Linked DNA regions of Homo sapiens: region 2 is linked to region 1. A link is a loop called in an ENCODE intact Hi-C map of the cell type or tissue named here. Cell type or tissue: left ventricle myocardium inferior. All regions are shown on one strand. Each heading gives the region's core, and the rest is flanking DNA. Links, peaks and the distances in the headings are about the cores only. Region 1 holds the start of LOC124900900 (small nucleolar RNA U13). Region 2 overlaps RUFY3 (RUN and FYVE domain containing 3).

Region 1 (10,502 bases), core at 2,503-10,502:
AGAAAGTTATTTTATAACTAATTTTAAATTAATTTGAAAAGATCTTTGTAACACAATATAAGGAGGAACAGTCACTTGATACTTTACTTAGAATTACACATAAATATTAGCCTTAAAAAAATTTAGGCTGGGCGCGGTGGCTCACATCTGTAATCCCAGCACTTTGGGAGGCCAAGGCAGGCAGATCACGTGAGGTCAGGAGTTCGAGACCAACCCGGCCAATGTGGTGAAGCCCCATCTCCACTAAAATAAATTAACTAACTAACTAAATAAATAAGTAAATGCAAAAATTAGCCAGGTGTGGTGGTGTGCACCTGTAATCCCAGCTACTGGGGAGGCTGAAACAGGAGAATCATTTGAACCCAGGACGGAGGTTGCAGTGAGCCGAGATCACACCACTGCACTTCTGCCTGGGCAACAGAGTGAGATTCCATCTCAAAAAAAAAAAAAAAATTTACAACGTCCCAAAGATCTTTAGTTACAGTGCAGCCTCCCATAAAAGCAAGGAGACCAAGTCATGAATACCTTGACTTAATGGTATGCCTATCTGTCTTCCTTTACAATTGTGCTTTTCACCATTTACAATAGTATAAACTGAACCAAAGAGGCAAAGACTTGTACATTGAAAACTTCAAAATGTTGCCATACAAAATGAAGACATAAAAGTATGTTTTTCACCAGGCACGGTGGCCCGCACCTGTAATCCCAGCACTTTGGGAGGCCAAGAAAAAAAAGTATCATATTTTCATGGAGTCAAAGACTTAATAAATATTGTTAAGATGTCAATACTACCCAGAGTAATCTACAGATTCAATAGTCCCTATGAAAATCCCAACATTTCTGCAGAAATAGAAAAATCAATCCTAAAATTCATACAGAATGTCAAGAGACCCCCCCCCCCGATACTCAAAATAATCTTGAAAAAGAACAAAGTTGGAAGTCTTCACTTACTGATCTCAAAATTTAACACAAAACTACAGTAACCAACAGTATGGTACTGGCATAAAAATTAGCATATAAACCAATGGAATAGAATAAAGAGCCTAGAAGTAAATCTTTACACATATAGTCAGATTTTTGACAGGGGTGCCAAGACCATTCAGTGGAGAAAATAGGGTCCTTTCAACAAATGGTGTTGGGAAAACTGGATATCTACATACAAAAAAAAGTTGGACCCTTACACCATATACAAATATTAACTTAAAATCCATCAAGAACTAGCTCCATCCACTAAGGTTGGAAGAAAAAAGAGAGCTAGAATCATTAAACTCTTTAAAAAAGAAGAAAAAGAATTATTGGCCCCGTGTGGTGGTGCATGCCTGCAATCCCAGCACTTTGGGAGGCCGAGGCAGGTGTATCACCTGAGGTCAGGAGTTGGAGACCAGCCTGGCCAACATGGTGAAACCCCGTCTCTACTAAAAATACAAAAATTAGCCAGGTGTGGTGGTGGGCACCTGTAATCCCAGCTACTCAGGCGGCTGAGGCAGGAGAATTGCGTGAATGTGGGAGGCGGAGGTTGTAGTGAGCCGCGATTGCGCTATTGTACTCCAGCCTGAGCGACGGAGCAAGAAAAGACAGAAAAAAGCAGCCTGTCTTTTTTTTCAATCTCAAAAAGAAAAAAAAAAATGGAAAAGCTTCATGACATTGGATTTAGCAGTAATTTCCTGGGTATGACCAAAAGCACAGGCAACAAAAGGAAAAACAGATTGGACTTCAGCAAAATTAAAAATTTGTGCATCAAGGGACACTATCAGCAGAATGAAAAGGCAACCCAAGGAATGGGCGAAAACATTTGCAAATAAATCCTGCAACAATAAAAAGCCTGAAAAAAATGAGCAAAGTACTTGAATAGACACTTCTTGCAAAAAGATATAGAAATGTCCAATAAGTACAGAAAAGCTCAACATCAGTAATCACTGGGGAAGTGTACAAATCAAAACCACAATGAGATACCACTTTATAAACCTATTAAGGTGGCTATTATCAAAAAAGCAGAACAAGTGTTGACAAGGACATAGAGAAGCTGGAACCCATGTATACAGTTGGTGGGAATGTAAAATGGTACAGCAGTATGGTGATTTCTTAAAAAAGAAAAAAAAACAATTAGCATATATAATCCAGCAAATCCATTTCTGGGTATATACCCCAAAGAATTCAAAGCAGGAACTTATACAGATACTTGTACACCAGTGTTTACAGCCCTATTATTCAAAATAGCTGAAAGGTAGAGACAACCCAGGTATCCATCAATGGATGAATGGGTAAACAAAATTTGGTATATGCATACGATTGAATATTATTCAGCTTTAAGAACAAATTCTGACACATGCTACAACATAGATGAAACTTAAGGACATGATAAGTGAAATAAGCCAGTCATACATAGGACAAATATTGTATGACTCCATTTACACTAAGTACCTAGAATAGTCAAAGCATAAAGTAAAATGATGGTTCCCAGGGGCTTAAGGAAGAGCAGAATGGGGAGTCAGTGTTTAATAGGTACAGTTTGTGTTGGAGGAAGATGAAAAATTCTGGTGACAGATGGTGGTAATGGTTGCACAGCAATGTGAATGCACTTAATGCCACAGAAATGTACGCTTACAAATGGTTAAAACAGCAAGTTTTATGTATATTTTACTAGTTTAAAAAAAATTGTGTTTTCCGGAAGGATTCAGAAAGTAATTACAATTATGTGTGTCTATTTGGGTTATTACACAGGCATATATCTCTGTTCACTGAGAGGGCCTAGCAGCAGACATGCCAGCAGCAACGGGTACATCCAATGCCCAGATCTTGTTTTCTAATACCATTCTCCAAGAAAAGGAATCAGGGCTCCCTAGAGAAATGGCTGATTCTGGGTCTAGGGCATCTTGTAGTGCCAGAAAGTAAAGAAGTGTTCCACAAACAAGGATGTAGGCATGTGAAAGGGACACAGGAGCCAACTGATAGAATGCCCAATGGCCAAAGATGAAACAAATCTCAGCAACAAAGTAAATAATGCACCTTAGGATTATAACCCAAAGGATAAAGTAAGTACCCATGAGTCCATGTGTGTATATGACCTGATGGAGCGGTAGCATCTCTCCTATACAGAAAAAGCCCAAATAATTATGTAGATACCCCCCGCCCCTCACCACTTCAAGGAGATAGAGCTTAACTCTCCACCTTTCGAGTATGGATTGTGCTTAGTAACTTGCTTTAAGAGTACAATATGTAAAGAAGAAAAAAAATTTATAGTAACCTGGCAAACACTATCTTGGCCAGGTGATCAAAATTTGTATTAATATAATGAGTGATAAGCCCTATTAAAAATATGCACCCTTGATGTGATGAAAATGCCCCTTTGTGGTCTTCCTCCTAAGACCAGAAGGAAAACAATCAGAAAACCTCACCTTACGAACATTCTACAAAACCAGCTAGTACCCCTTAACACTGTCATGGTCATCAAAAACAAGTCTGGGATCCTTCTGTAGTTCATAAGCGTGACGACTGGGCTTTCACACTTCTGTGTGAGATGTGCCTCCTTCACACCTTGTTACATCAGGACATTACCCATCTGACGTGAAAAAAGTTAAAAAGGTTGGGAATCTGAAGTCATTAAAAACAAAAACATCTGAGGTGGTTAAAGAGACATAACTGAATGTAATTGTGGGATCCTGGAATGAAAATAATATTTGGAAAAAAACTAAAGATCTGAACTGTGGGATTTAGTTAATAGTAATGTATCAAATTTGGTTCCTTAGTTGTGACAAATATCCTGCAGTAATGTAGGATACTAACAATAGGTATACAGGTGGGTGAGGCGTATACAGGAACTCTGTACTCTTTTTGCAATGTCTCTGTAGATCTAAAACTTTGTTTTTTTTTTGAGATGGAGTGTCACTCTGTCGCCCAGGCTGGAGTGCAATGGCGCAATCTCGGCTCACTGCAACCTCTGCCTCCCGGGTTCGAGCAATTCTCCTGCCTCAGCCTCCTTAGTAGCTAGGATTACAGGCACGCATCACCATGCCCGGCTAATTTTTTGTATTTTTAGTAGAGATGGGGTGTCACCATGTTGGTCAGGGTGGTCTCAAACTCCTGACCTCATGATCCGCCCGACTCAGCCTCCCAAAGTGCTGGGATTACAGGTACGAGCCACCACACCCAGTGATCTAAAACTACTCTAAAATAAAGTTTATATATTAAAAAATTGTGCTTTCATACTCAAAGCAAGTATAGGTCTAACCCTATAGAACCTGACTGAACTCATCCCTAAATGCAGTTTGAGTTCTTACTTATTTCCAAATAGACTCCAAGTTTTGCAAGGTTGATAAGCAGATCGGAACTATGACAAAGTCCTTAGTTCATTCACTATAAGTCAAGTTATAAAAACATATGATGAAACTCTTAAAGGACATTTAACCATTCTGTGAAAGGAGGTTCTCCATTACAGCCTCATTTCAGCTTTGTTCACCAAAAAATGGGGGCGGTTTTTAAATAATTATATTTCAGTAGTTTAGTGGTCCTGTTTTGATTTACAGTAAAACTTCCTTCAAATTAACTTAGCCTAATATATTACCCAAAAAGTTATCCCAAGTCAAATCTTAATAATTCTTAGACAATAGCTGGTTTGGGAACTGTCATCGATGACAGGTCTCCCATGCTGGGAACAGATTAATTTTGATGTTAACACACTACTTTGGTATAAAGATTCTTGTAAGCATGCCAGTCAATATACCAAATCAGAAACCACGTATCTGACAAGCACAATTTCTACACCTAGAATAAGTGGCACAAACTTTAGTCAGTGAATTATCTTGAAATGTAAAATTAATTTAAAAATAGAACCAGTAGGCCAGGTGCAGTGGCTCACACCTGTAATCCCAGTACTTTGGCAGGCCGAGGCAGGCAGATCACTTGAGGCCAGGAGTTCGAGGCCAGTCATGTAGTGAAACCCCATCTTTACTAAAAGTACAAAAATTGGCTTGGCGTGGTGGCACATGCCTGTAATACCAGCTACTCGGGAGGCTGAGATAGGAGAATCGCTTGAACCCAGGAGGCAGAGGTTGCAGTGAGCCAAGATTGCGCTATTGCACTCCGACCTGGGCGACAGAGTGAGACCCTATATTTAAAAAAAAAAAAAATCCAGCAAGCGGTTGTAAGCATCACTGAGGATATCAGATCCCTAAGACTTAATTAAGCATGGAAAAGAAGAGGTAACTCAGGCTTCCAAAGGGCAAGGGCAAGTACAGTGAAAAAGCTGTACAAGTCTCCAGAAAGCAGTAATGACTTAGCATTCTGGATGCTGCTTTATGGCACAAAAGTATCATTCATGGAGTGAGCTGGTGGAAGGTAAAGTTAAGAAAAAATAAAGTATCATTCATATTCAATTACAACATCTATCACAAATACTATGTTCTTCTAGCATAACATTGCTCGTATTCCGCAATTTATTTTTGTCTTGCTGTTACCCAGGCTGGAGTGCAGTGGTGTAACCTGTGTGATCTCAGCTTCCACTTCCCAGGCTCCAGTGATACTCCCACCTCAGCCTCCTGAGTAGCTGGAACTACAGGCGTGAGCCACCATGGCTAGCTAGTTTTTGTATTTTTGGTAGAGATGGGTTTCACCATGTTGCCCAGGCTGGTCTCAAACTTCTAAGCTCAGGTGATCCACCTGCCCCGGCCTCCCAAAGTGCTAGAATTACAGGTGTGAGCCACCATGCTCAGCCCCATCTTGCTTTCTTGAGGAGGCAAGAAATGAATGAATCAACAGCCAGCCCATCAGAAACTGTTAATAACTTGTCTCCCTAGCTCTTGGTCTTTATTCCCAAATGTCTGCCATCTTCTGTCAAGCAGCAGCAGCAAAGGTTCAGAACCTCTTTATTTCCATCATAACCAGGTATTTTTGTTTGTTTTTGTTTTTGAGACGGAGTCTCACTCTGTTGCCCAGGATGGAGTGCAGTGGCGTGATCCCGGCTCACTGCAACCTCTGCCTCCCTGGTTCAAGCAATTCTCCTCAGCCTCCCAAGTAGCTGGGATTATAGGCATGCACTATCACACCCGGCTAACTTTTATATTTTTAGTACAGACAGGGTTTCACCATGTTGGCCAGGCTAGTCTCGAACTCCTGGCCTCAGGTGATTCGCCCACCTCGGCCTCCCAAAGTGCTGGGATTACAGGAATGAGCCACCAAGCCAGGCCATAACCAGGTATGTTTTCAAATCACAAGTCTTTGAATAAACTTGTTAAATTTTGCCTGTGGGCTTCAAATTAAGATTCTTAAACATATCTTGGTGATCCTTGTGACCTTCAATGAATCCATCCATATTCTAGAGTCTACTTTGGTTATACACCTTCATGCTTTATCCCCAAGTGCTTTCAGAACCATTTCACTAAGATGTTCTAATGCTGACATAAAACCTTGAAACTATAAAAGGGGAGATTTAAGAATTCAGCGATGTAAAAATAGTTTCTGCCATCATGAGCAAACAAAGAGGACAAACTGGGGGGAAAAGGTATTTAAAGCTCACTATAGGAACAAAGTACTCCTGCAGATTAGTTAAAAGACCAAAGCCAATAGAAAAGCGGTTAATAAACATCACACAAAGGCAATCAGCCAAACTCAGATTATGGAAACCTACAGGTTAATCTTATTTCTTCAGCAAATAAGAAAAAAATAAATGGATGGCAAAACATCCTGAATAAGAGAAGAAACAGACACTTCAACTTTACTAAAGATATCCAAATGGCTAGTAAGCTTATGAAAAAGTACTATTCATTGTCAGGGAATGCAAATTAAAACCAGAAGATACCACTACACAATGGCTAAAATTATAGACTGACAACAGCAAATGGTAAGGATATGGACCTACTAGAACTCTGGGAATGTAAACCAGGATAACCATTTAGGAAAAGGTTTGTCGTCTTCTAGTAAAATTTAAAATACATCAACTCAGGATAATCTCACTCCTAAATACTTATCCAAATTAAATTAAATTAAAATGTAGGTTCACAAAAAGGTTGTACATGTTCATACCAACTTTATTCATGATAGCCCCAAACTAGAAACAGCCCATTGTTCACCAGTTAGTTGTTCACCTAACAGGTGAAACGTTAAAATGTGGCATTCATACATAGAACACTGCTCAGCCATAAAAAGGAACAAAGCTTAAACACACTGATGAACATACAAACATGCTGAGTAAAAGGAACTTACAGAATACATACTGCATAAGTGAGTCCGTTATATGAAGTTCTAGAATAGGCAAAATTAATCTACAGTGAACAAAATCCTAACAGTAGCTGACTGCCAGGGGAGGGAAGAAGGGACAGGAGAGAGAGGTGCAGGAATTGACTAGGTGAAAAAATTCAGATGTAATACAGATGTTCCAGACATAGGGGTTTGAGTTACATGCTTTTACATCAAAACTCATCAAATGAGTCTGGGTATGGTGGCTCACACCTGTAATCCCAGCTACTCGGGAGGCTGAGGCAGGAGACTCCCTTGAACCCAGGAGGTGGAGGTTGCAGTGAGCCAAGACCAGGCCACTGCACTCTAGCCTGGGCGATACAAGACTCCATCTCAAAAAAAAAAAAAAAAAAAGAAAAAACCTCATCAAATGATACACTTAACATTTATTCACCTTACTGCAAATCTCCCTCAAAAAAACTCCAATGACGGCTGGGTGTGGTGGCTGATGCCTGTAATCCCAGCACTTTGGGAGGCCGAGGCAGGCAAATGACTGGAGGCCAGGAGTTCCAGACCAGCCTGGCCAACATGATGAAACCCCATCTCTACTAAAAATACAAAAATTAGTCAGGCGTGGTGGTGCACATCTGTAATCCCAGCTACTCGGGAATCTGAGGCATGAGAATTGCTTGAAACTGGGAGGTGGAGGCTGTAATGAGCTGGGATCACGTCACTATAACTCCAGCCTGGGTGACAGAGCGACTGTCTCAAACACAAAAAACAAAAACAAAAACAAATTCCCATGACATGTATGCTGAAAGGATTAAAAGTGAAAAATGTCTACAACTTACTTGGACATGCATATAGAAAAAAAGATGAGACTGCAGGAGGCAGGCTATGGGATAAAGCATGGCAAAATGCTGCTTGTACAATCTAAGGGATGGGTATTGGCATCACCAAGATTTTATATACTGACAGAAAATGATCTTTAGGGTGTTTAGGTGGGAGAAAAGCCAAAATACAAAATAGCATGTACAGTATAATTTATATTTTTAAAAGAAATGACAACACCCACTAACACTTGCTTATAAATAAAGTAAAAGTCACTGCAAGCTTACACTAGAAACTGATAACAGGGCTGTGCGAGAATAGAAACTAAACAGCTGAATTACAGGAGGGGAAGGAGAATCTTCACTACCGTTTGTATCTCTTCAAGTTTATTTCCTTCAAAAAATAAAATATAAACAACTTTAAAATGAGCCTGCTTTTTTTTTTTCTGAGACAGGGTCTCACTCTGTCACTCAGGCTGGAGTGCAGCAACAGTCATGGCTCACTGCAGGCTTGACTTCCCAGGCTCAAGCAGTCCTCCCACTTCAGCCTCACAAAGTGCGGGGATTACAGATGTCAGCCACCACACCTAGCCTATTCTTGATTTTCATATAATCAGGCTTAAGACAGATTAAACCTTCCTTCCTATACTTCCTTTCTAAAAATAAGAAAACCACTAGAACTAAAATTCTGGACAGAAAATCCAGACACCTCACCAATGATGATATAAGGATGGCAGATTAAGTATATGAAAAGGTGCTCCACATCACTATGGGATTGGGAATTAAAACGATGAGACCACTATTCACCCATTAGCTAAAATGCAAGAGTGACATCACCAAATACTAATGAGGGTGAGGAGCTACAGGAACTCTTATTCATTGTCAATGGGAATTCAAAATAGTCATGTTGGAACAGTTTGGCAGTTTCTTCCAAAACTAAACATACTCTTAACTTACAATCCAGCAACCTGGTTCCTTGGTATTTACCCAAAGGAGCTGAAAACGAGTCTACACAAAAACCTGCACATAAATGTTTATAGCAGCTTTATTCCCTTCCTACAAACTTCAGATTCTCTTCTAATTTGCTGAACTTGGGGAGTGGGAGGGTAATGTATTTCTAATGCGATAGCGCAATTTGGATTGGAACTCTACTGCTGACATACATACCATTCTCCTCTATACTATAGGTCCTACCAATTCAATGTGAGTGTCTTCCGATAATTTAGGGGAAACTCTCAGAACAATGGAGTTTTTTGTATTTTGGTTTTTTTGATTTTGACAGAGTCTCACTCTGTTGCCCAGGCTGGAGTGCAATGGTGTGATCTTGGCTCGCTACAACCTCTGCCTCCCAGGTTCAAGCGATTCTCCTGCCTTGGCCTCCCAAGTAACTGGGATTACAGGCGTGTGCCACACCTGGCTAATTTTTGCATTTTCAGTAGAGCCGGAGTTTCACTAAGTTGGCCAGGCTAATCTTGAACTCCTGACCTCAAGTGACCCACCATGGAGGGTTTTAAATTCTGAAACAAACAGGATGTAACCCCAAAAAATAACTTTCCAAATGAGAACTGAGTAAGGGCTGTTCAGGGCAGAGGACATTAACAAGGCATGTTGATTAATAAGCAGATTCATGGCACACAATGTTGCCTTCAAACTGGGTTCCTTATGCTTCCCCCTTCAAGTAACACAGAAGTAGTGAGAATTTGGAGCCTTCCTCCCAGGGAAGATTCGGTCCCCCTTCCCACATGACAGAAGCTTAAGTTACCCACGCATAAAGGGACACATACTCTATTTCTGCTTCATTGCCTGGTGTCAATATTTAGATGAGACCACAATATTCAGATGAGACCACAATATTCAGCAATCAGCTCCCTGGTATTTACATACTGCTTCTCAGAGTTCTCCCTTGCACTCCGTAAGCAGCAGCTAGGCTAAAGCAGGATATGAGCACCCTGACCATATGCCCCACTCCCACTATTCTTCCTGATGGCTTTACCACAAAGGAAGTTATAGACACAAGGAACCCAAACAGAAGGAAATTCACCATCACTGCTTCCTTCAATAGCAAAGAGTGATGCAAAACAGTCTTCTCAAATGTGGGGAGACGGTACCGTCTTCCACTTGCATGGAAATAAGATTACTTTTACTGTATTATGTGCTTCTCTTCCTTTCCCATAACTACATCCACCTTAGCAATCACTTACGTACTAGCCTAGATCATGAACAAAAACAAAAGGGAGCATTCAAATACATAAAATGATTTCCCAATAATGGCCACATTTTGTACAGAAAACTCAGCCTGTAGCGTGCCAAGAAGATATATCCTTTCAACCTTACCCATCCATCATATAGCATTTTAATGCTTTGCTTGCATTCTTTTTCCAGAGATGTGCAAATAAAACTCATTAGCTTAAATCAATTGCAGATGAATTCCTCACAGTAGGCCCCACAGATCTTTTCCACAGCAAATCAGATACCAAATGTGAAAGAGCAACAAAGATCACA
Region 2 (9,681 bases), core at 1,406-9,405, 55 kb before region 1:
ACATATTAATATCAATTATTCTCTGCCAAGAATTGCATATAACATACTTAATACTAATATTAAATATATCTTTCTTTTCCTTCAATTATTTAGAAAACATTTCAAGATTTTGCTGTATGAACATTAGTCATTGCATTATAAGAAGATAAAATGGCACCTTGGTGACATGATTTGTTTTCAGAACAATATGACTCACTGTCACTGTTAGCTATATGACTTCAGATCACTTTTATCATCACTATTAACTAAATGAGCTACATGACTCTGTAAAGTTTATTAAAATACCCTTATATGGAAATTAGCAGTCTTGAAGAGATACAGTGAAGAATCACATGCTTTTTGAAAGAACATTGAGGTCGGGTACGGTGGCTCATGCCTGTAATCCCAGCACTTTGGGACACTGAGGCGGGCGGATCACGAGGTCAGGAGATCAAGACCATCCTGGCTAACACAGTGAAACTCCGTATCTACTAAAAATACAAAAAGTTAGCCGGGCGTGGCAGCAGGTGCCTGTAGTCCCAGCTACTCAGGAGGCTGAGGCAGGAGAATGGCGTGAACCTGGGAGGCGGAACTTGCAGTGAGCTGAGATCACGCCTCTGCACTCCATCCCGGGTGACAGAGCGAGATTCTGTCTCGAAAAAAAAAAAAAGGAAAAAAAGAACATTGATTTGAGAACCAGTCAACATAATGTATTATTTTAACTATAGTCACTTCCACATGATTTCTTTAGTCCAGTGCTCTTGCTGTATTCCCCACCAATGTGATCTGCACCATCGTCCATCTAATCGCCAAAACTACAAATAGGGAAGTTACTCTCCATTCTCCTTGACTATGTCCAGATAGTCAAGCTATGAAATGCTAACGTTCTACCCCAGAATGTCTCTCCATGCTGACTCCCTCTTCTCCATACAGCCCCACTGCTCTAGTTCTACCCTTTATTATTTATTTTCCTCTGCCATTGCAGTAGACCCTTACTTGCCCCTCAGCTTTGAGTTCATGCACCCTTCCAATCATCTTCCAAAAGGATGCAAGAATGGCTTCTCTAAAATTCAAATTTGTGACATCACATCCCACGTTAAAGTCTTCACTGACTTTAAGGTGAAATCTGTACTCCTTAAACAAGGTCCTTAGCAGTCTGCCCTTGTCTCTTTCTCTTGTCTCATCTCTAATACTTAAACCCCTGGCATTTTTTCAGTGTTGTTTTTCTTCTGTGTATGTTATGTTCTTCCATACTTCTGTACCTTTACCTAAGCTATTCCTTCCATCCTGTTCCCTTCACATCTCTACTGCTACCCCTTCCTTACGTGACTCCTTTCTTTTTATCCTTTAAGATTGAACTCAAAAGTCTCATCCTCTGAGGATTTATAGAAACACACGGGGCCCCTAAAATTGAAGGAAAAATAGGGAGCCAGGTCAGATACCTTTCTCCTATGCATATTCCCCTGGTATCCTGTATATACCATTGTTGGAGTTCTTACTGCAGTGTAGTTGCAGTACTTCTCAGTCTTCTCCACAGAAGTGCACCCAATGTCAGAGGAAATTGTATTATGCTTACAGCCTGCCTGAAACCCTAAATTAATGACATCAATTATCTTAGTTTTAAGAAATGTAGAAAACTAACATTTCCATAGAATAGGTTTATGTCATTTAACAAAAAAAAAATTTTTTTAATTAGCTGGGCATGGCGACCCATGCCTGTAATCTCATTACTTTGGGAGGCTGAGGTGAGAGGATCACTTGATCTTAGGAGTTTGGGACCAGCTGGGCAACATAGGGAGACCCTGTCTCTACAAAAAATAAAAAAAAAATTAGCCGGGCATGGTTGCACACACCTGTTTATTATCCCAGGTACTCAGGAGGCTGAGATGGGAGAATCACTTGAGCCTGGGAGATTGGGACTACAGTGAGTTGTGATCGTGCCACTGCACTCCAGCCTGGGTGATAGAGCAAGATCCTGCCTCAAAAATCAAAACAAAACAAATGGAACATTTAAAATTATTTGTTCTGGGCCGGGCGCGGTGGTTCATGCCTGTAATCCCAGCACTTTGGGAGGCCGAGGCAGGTGGATCACCTGAGGTCAGGAGTTTGAGACCAGCCTGACCAATATGGTGAGACCCTGTCTCTACTAAAAATACAAAACTAGCCGCACGTGGTGGCACATGCCTGTAATCCCAGATACTTGGGAGGCTGAGACAGGAAAATCACTTGAACCCAGGAAGACGAGGTTGCAGTGAGCCAAGATCGCGCCATTGCACTCCAGCCTGGGCAACAAGAGTGAAACTCCATCTGAAAAATTAAAAAATTAAAATAAAATAAAATATTTGTCCTGGAATAAAATTGATCTTTGTTAAATATGATTATGTTTATCCTGAAATTTCAGGTGTTTGCTGTACACTGCCCTATTTGTTCTCTATAAGTTTGTATTAACCAACTGCGATAAATAGTAAGCACTTTGATGGCAGGGACTAAGTCTATTATTACCTCTGTATTTCTAGCATTAAAACAATATCTAACACATAGTAGATGTTCAATATGTATTGAAAAAAATAATTGCATGAAAGTTCTCTATTGGAATGATAGTGTTAAATGCCAGTGTTGTGAACATTTTAAAATTTTAAATCATTTTTCTCATAGGAAAAGCTTGACTGATGATATCATGAAAGTCATGCATGTTTTAAAATGGCTTTCTGGCTTATACAATATAACAGAATCTTTTTTTACTTTATATAGTTAAAAGTACAAAATACACAGAAAAGAATCCTATATTATAAGTATTCAGCTCAGTACAATGTTACACACACAACATGCTTGCATAATAAACACCCATACCAACAAACAGAAATTCACCTGCCCTCAGAAGCCCCTCCATACTCTGTCAGGTCATTGCAGCCCTTTTTAACAGGATAGGTTAGTTTTGCAAAATCATTTTACACTTGAATAGTATTTAAGACAAGTAATGTTGAATAGAAAATATTCTGTGACAAATCAGGTTAATGATTTAATATTCATTATTAGCAGCCAACATTATTTGTAGGCCAGGTGTAGTGGCTTATACCTTTAATCCCAGCACTTCGGGAGGCCAACATGGGAGGATGGCTTGAGGCCAGGAGTTCAAGACCAGTTTGAGCAACATAGCAAGACTAAATAGCCATACTTTTGTATACTATTCAGCACAAAAATGTTAATAATAAGAATTAAATAATACTCATTTTAGCTTTTGTGTTCATTTACAATGAGCAATATATTCTTTTTAAAATTTTTGATGTGTAATAATTATACATATTTAGGGATACAGACTGACATTTTGGCTCATGTATACAATGTAATGATCAAATCAGGGTAATTAGCATATCTCTTGCCTCAAACACTTATTTATTAATTTTGGGAATATTCAAAATCCTCTCTTCTAGCTATTTGAAAATATAAAAAAAAAAAAATTATTGCCAGGCGTGGTGGCTCACACCTGTAATCCCAGCACTTGTGGGAGGCCGAGGCAGGTAGATCACGAGGTCAGGAGATCAAGACCATCCTGGTTAACACAGTGGAACCCCATCTCTACTAAAAATACAAAAAATTAGCCCAGCGTGGTGTGGGTGCCTGTAGTCCCAGCTACTCGGGAGGCCGAGGCAGGAGAATGACATGAACCCGGGAGGCGGAGCTTGCAGTGAGCCGAGATCGTGCCACTGCACTCCAGCCTGGGCGACAGCAAGACTCTGTCTCAAAAAAAAAAAAGAAAATTATTGACTATAGTCACCATACAATGCTACAGAACACTAGAACTTACTCATCTTATCTAGTTGTAGCTTTGCATCTGTTAACCAACCTCTCCCTATCTTCCCCTCCTCCATACTCTTTTCATTTTCTAATAATCACAATTCTACTCTCTACTTCTATGAGCTCAACTTTTTTAGCTTCCACATATGAGTGAGAACATGTGGTATTTATCTTTCTGTCCCAGACTTATTTCACTTAACATAATGTCCTTTAGGCTCATCCATGTTGCCATGAATCATAGGATTTCATTCTTTTTATGGCTGAATTTGTGTGTGTGTGTGTATGTGTGTGTGTGTGTGTGTGTGTGTGTGTATACCACATTTCTTTATTCATGTTGATGACACTTAGGTTGATTTCATATCTTGGTTATTGTGAATAGTGCTGAATTAAACATGGGAATGCAGCTATCTCTTTGTTATATCGATTTCCTTTCCTTTGGATAAATATCTGGTAGTGGGATTGCTGAATCATATGGTAGTTCTACTTTTAGTTTTTTGAGGAACCTCCGTACAGTTTTCCATAAAGGCTATACTAATTGACATTCCCACCAACAGTGTATAAGAATTCCCTTTTTTCTGCATCCACACCAGCATTTTTTATTTTTTGTCTTGTTAGTAATAGCCATTCTGAGTGAATTGTTACTTTTAAGCTCTTATCTCTAACAATCAAATTACTATAACAGATTTTTGTTTCACTTTCATTTGTTTAGATTAGTAGTTCTCAATGTGGAAGGACCTGATTTAATCTCCCAAAGAATATTTGGCAGTGTCTGGAGACATTTTTGGTTGTCTTAACCCACCAAAAACAGTTGTCAGTGCTACTGACATCTAGTGTTACCCACTACTGGGTTGCTGTGAAAATTAGTTTTCAGAACAGAGCCCCATAAAAATGAATTATCTAGCTTAAAATGTCAACAGTGCCAAGGTTGAGAGTAGTGTTTTTTAAAGAATGGGTAGGTTGTTTATGTTTGATGGAAGTTAGTTTAAATAGATTGTAGCACCTTACTAATGGAGTCCATGATATCAGAAATTTAATTCCCATAGACGCTAGTTAACCTGTCTGTAGTTCATGCACTCCAGACCTCAGCCAGATGTCTTAAACATTTCTGCTGCAGATTATAAGAAGAACAAGATGAGAAAATGTAGATGGGTTGGTATAAATCTATCACTACTTCTGGAAAAATGTCTCAATATGATATTTTTTACTTAACCCAAGTCTATCTCTCACCACATGACTAGTTCTCACTACGTTGGAATCAGCTTGTAAACTTTGACTAGCAGCATTGTTTAATCTTGTTATAAGTTCCTGAATTAATGGTCTACAGGCTTGAGGCAGAGTGAATGCCTCAAAGTTATGGGCAGGCAGTTATCTAGTACCAACCATAGTCTCCTGCCATCTATTGGGAGGTGTCAGGTGGGAAGGCTAGTAGCCCTCTACACATATTCATACCCACACCCCAGCTCTATTTTTTTTTTTTGAGTAATTATAGGAGGTCAGAAACACTAGAATGTACATACATGCTGGTAATAAATGGAAATTAATATCTGATAGTTTTCTTCATGGCTGTCTTTCAGGGCATAGTTTTCCATGTATTTTGCTGTCCTCTTGTGAGAATACTACCCTTGACAAGTTGATCTACATTTAAGCTATGGCCACATTTAAACTATGGCCCTAAAACATTTGTTGTTATGCAAGAAAGAATTAATGGTGATATATACCAATTCTGACTCTCACATAAAGTGTTTCTCCAAAAGTAACCTCAGACAACATAACAACAAACCAAGATTTATATAGTTGGAATTGCAAATCCGTAAGTCCTTAAACTTAATGAGAAGATTAATTTGGAATTTGACCATTTGACTCTGCTCATTTAACTTTGAAAGCAGATATAAATAAAAACCTTGTATGAAGAAAATTGCTTGGGATAATTTGCATTAAACAGTCTGTTTTTTGCTAAGTGGCTTATTTGTATTATGGAAGCATAGCCTTATTAGTATTTTTAGTCTTCCTAAGAAGAAATGGAATACATCATAGAGCTCTAGGCCTTCTTTAGTTTTCAGTACAAATTTGGTATATTTGGTGTTTGGGAGGATATACATGGCATAAGGTAAAGAGAGCATTAGCTTTCACGTCAGATCCAGGTCCAGATTCTGCCACTTATAAACTGTTACACCTTGGACCACCTAGCTATTATGGGCCTGCTTTAGCACCGGAAAGAAGGGAGAATACCTAAATATGATGAGAGAATAAGTAGGTAAAATAATCATGTAAAAGAATGGTCAGGAGGAGTCTGGCCTCTGGCTCTGTCATTTATTATTGTCTGTGCCCATGGGCCGGCTGCAACTATTTGATTGACCTAAAATGGGATGGTGACTTGCCCGAGGTCATACAGTGAGTCAGGGCAGAGCAGCTGAAGCTTTACTCTCTAAGTCTCATTTTCCTTCCCTGTAAAATTGTTGTATTGGTGACTGTCTCACAGCATGTTGTAAGGAGAGATGGAGATCATAATTGTAAGAGGTAGCCCACAGTGCTGGCACAGTGTAAGCACCAATAAATGAAGGTAATGAGTACAATAAAATGTGTCACTTAGCCCCTTTCCCCAAATAGTTTATCCATCTGGTTGATGAGAGCCATACACTGTATGCTAAGACTTAAAAATGTGGGAGTTGATTAAGTTCTAGTACTGCATTATACTAATAATGCTAGTGCATAGTTTAAAGAATAATAAAATACCATAATGCAAAGTTTGTTTAAGCCCTTTACCCTTTTTTTCCTACATTGGGGCTTTATTTTTAGAGCACTTCACAAATTATGCAGAGAAAAGAGGGGTAGGCAAGAATGGAAGCAGAGAGAGCAGTGTGAAGGTAGTACAGTAGGGAGTTATGACAGATGCTTAGGTTAGGGTGATAGCAGAGGTGGTGGTGAGACTATTAAAAGACTACTCAGCCAGGCATGGTGGCTCACGCGTATTATCCCAACACTCTGGGAGGTCGAAGTGGGAATATCGCTTCAGCTCAAGAGCTCAAGACCAGCCTGGGCAACAAAGTGAGACCATGTCTCTACAGAAAATACAAAAATTAGCCAGTGTGATGGCGTGCGCCTATAGTTCCAGCTACTTGGGAGGCAGAGACAGAAGGGTTACTTGAGCCCAGAAGGTTGAGGCTACAGTGAGCTATGATCATGCCACTGCATTCCAGTTTGGGCAACAGAGCAAGACCCTGTCTCAAAGAAAAAAAGAAAGAAAAGACTACTCAAGGCTTGAGATTTGATAAAATAGTTCATTTTACTGCTTCATTGAGGATATTCTTAAAGGAAACTGGCATTTTTTTTCACAGTGAGTACATGGTGGAGAAGAATACAACTAATACTGAATTTTAAAATGTGCTATTTCTAGTAACCAGCCTTCATCTTCTTCCCCTTTGGCTGCAGATCCTAATTATCTCATGGCTAATGAACGCATGAACCTCATGAACATGGCCAAGCTGAGTATCAAGGGCTTGATTGAATCAGCTCTGAACCTGGGGAGGACTCTTGACTCTGACTATGCACCTCTCCAGCAATTCTTTGTGGTGATGGAGCACTGTCTGAAACATGGCTTGAAAGGTAGGCCATCACCCCAAAATGCAAATATGCATGCAGCTGTTTTCTAGCAATGCATACTATAGAAGAAAGCATTCTTTGTGGAGCCAAAGAATAAGAGGCTTGAATTAATAATATTAATCCATTGGAATGCAGTCTTTTATAGGAGCAGGGTTATGGTTGACTCAATGGACTTATAGGGCTTTAAAAATACAGATCATTAAATGTTACAGTTGGAGGGGCCATTATAAGTAATCAAGTACAGTACAGTAGTTCTGTTTGACAGGTGGAAATAGGCCTGCCCAGAATGAGACATGACTTGGTCAAGGTCACACATTGAGTTGTGGCAGAGTAGGTGCTAGAACTCAGGTCTCCCGACTCTTGGGTCAGTGTTCTTTCCACTTAACTATAAGCTTTTGAGGGCAGTAACTGGTCTTGTTCACCCTTGTTTCCTTTCTTCTTGCCTTCTCAATATTCTTTTCTTGTTGTTTTTTGTTTGATTGTTTTTTTTAAATCTGTATGCCTATGCTTACCAACTTCCCAATATTCCATAGCCTATTTCTGGATTACATATTCTTTTCTATTGAGCTGTTTTCTTCATTAATACCACACAATTTTAGGCACTAAATTGTTAAAATGTTTTATTATATTATAGGGCTAGGCCACAAACTGTTTGTGAAAGAAGAAGGGCTGAGTCTTGGGAAGTAGAGAATTTTTTTATTTTCACAAAATATTATCTATTCTAAAAGCATGAATGAATCCAAAACCATCTTATAACCTAGGATTGGTTTCCTGAAAAGTTGTGTGTGTATGTGTGTGTGTATTGAGAGTGCGCTTATGTTGTAAAGAATATTAAAATACTGCTTTATTTTTGTTGCCTTAGCTAAAAAAACTTTTCTCGGACAAAATAAATCCTTCTGGGGGCCTCTAGAACTGGTAGAAAAGCTTGTTCCAGAAGCCGCAGAGATAACAGCAAGTGTTAAAGATCTTCCAGGACTTAAGTAAGTCTAAGGTTGAATTCCATTTCTCAGGAACAGCATTCTTATTAACTATCCCTTGAAGAGCAAGACTAAAGACAATTATGTACGAATAATTTATTTTATAACAATCCAAAATGCATGATGTCATGAATAGGTGCTGACAGGAGAGAATTGGTATACAGAATATTGAGAAAAATGTGCTCTTGAGGGATAATTATTCATCTAAGAGAGATTGTCTTTTTGTTGAAATGCCAAACATTTGCTTATTTTTTAAAGCACTTGGGAGAATCATATCTAAGGGGGTGGCATGCTGTACTTGACTTAGGGAAAAAAGGTATTCAGTGGGTTTGAGAGTCAAGATTAAAACAGCTGTCAAATTAACCTGAAGAGCTAGTGACTGTAGCCTGCCTTAGAACTATAAAGTAGTGACCACCTTCCCAAATGAGACTGGTTTAATTTTAATCAGACAGAGGCCTAGATTGCCTGTGTCCACATTCATGCTTTGGACATTTATATAATCCACACTGAATTTATAAGGATTTGCTATTATTGATCTGATGGAACATTTTTAGTTGGGTCTCCCAGAGGCTGTGTCTTCAAATTGTAGTTACATTCAGTAATTCTTTTTGAAAGCATTTGTTCCGGGTCACATTAGCCCACACACAAAAATTCCTTGCATGGGAATGTACTGGGAGAGGTCCTGAGGAGCACCTCAGTGTGCTTGTTACACTGGAATACCATTAGCAAGAATAAGTGAACTGATTCTACTGTAGCCTTTGCTTCTGGTGCTTATGTTTTCAGTTGTTTGATTTCTGTGTTTTTGTAGGACACCAGTAGGTAGAGGAAGAGCCTGGCTTCGTTTGGCATTAATGCAAAAGAAACTTTCAGAATATATGAAAGCTTTGATCAATAAGAAAGAACTTCTCAGGTATGAACACCTTCTTGAACTTTCTTCTTTCCTTGGTATGTTCTACATCGTATAAAGTCAAACCATATAAGTTCACTATTTTTGTAGATCAGAAACATTTGATTCATAACAGCTTCACTGATACTTTCTCTCATACCTCACACACATATCCTCCCAAATGGATGATTTATGTTATGTGTGTTCTGTCTGTCACTGTGGCATATATTGGTCCTTTCCAAGGCAGGCCAAGACTTACCTCTAGAAAACAGAAGGCACCTTAGCATGTGCCCAGGCTCAATAAGACAAGAACTTGACATGTAGCATTAAATTCAAATATAGCACAAAATTGGACGGGTGCAGTGGTTCACGCCTGTAATCCCAGCATTTCGGGAGGCCAAGGTGGGCAGACCACTTGAGGCCAGGAGTCTGAGACCAGCCTGG

What was found. Hi-C counts contacts between places; a loop is a spot of excess contacts. Peaks named below come from ENCODE experiments on the same cell type or tissue, not always from the same donor. Only the 100,000 strongest peaks of a DNase experiment are listed, where the experiment ranks them.
Region 2: a loop joins it to region 1, with 2.0 times the contacts of the local background. A loop is called at or near these places in 2 of 110 quality-filtered maps.

Annotation. Positions count from the first base shown.
Region 1 is chr4:70,808,782-70,819,283 of GRCh38, forward strand. GRSF1 (G-rich RNA sequence binding factor 1) reads right to left here. Exons shown (of 10, transcript NM_002092.4): 10 at 7,002-10,502. It overlaps LOC124900900 (small nucleolar RNA U13), which reads left to right and starts at 3,465; the gene lies at 3,465-3,565. In left ventricle myocardium inferior, for the core only: no CTCF peak of the experiment used is centred there; no DNase peak of the experiment used is centred there.
Region 2 is chr4:70,755,316-70,764,996 of GRCh38, forward strand. It overlaps RUFY3 (RUN and FYVE domain containing 3), which reads left to right. Exons shown (of 18, transcript NM_001037442.4): 2 at 7,204-7,377; 3 at 8,237-8,354; 4 at 9,160-9,261. Among named protein-coding and RNA genes, the nearest start is that of RUFY3, 38 kb to the left of the region's middle. In left ventricle myocardium inferior, for the core only: CTCF peaks have their summits at 4,592 (motif pointing left) and 4,839; no DNase peak of the experiment used is centred there; H3K27ac peaks cover 714 bases.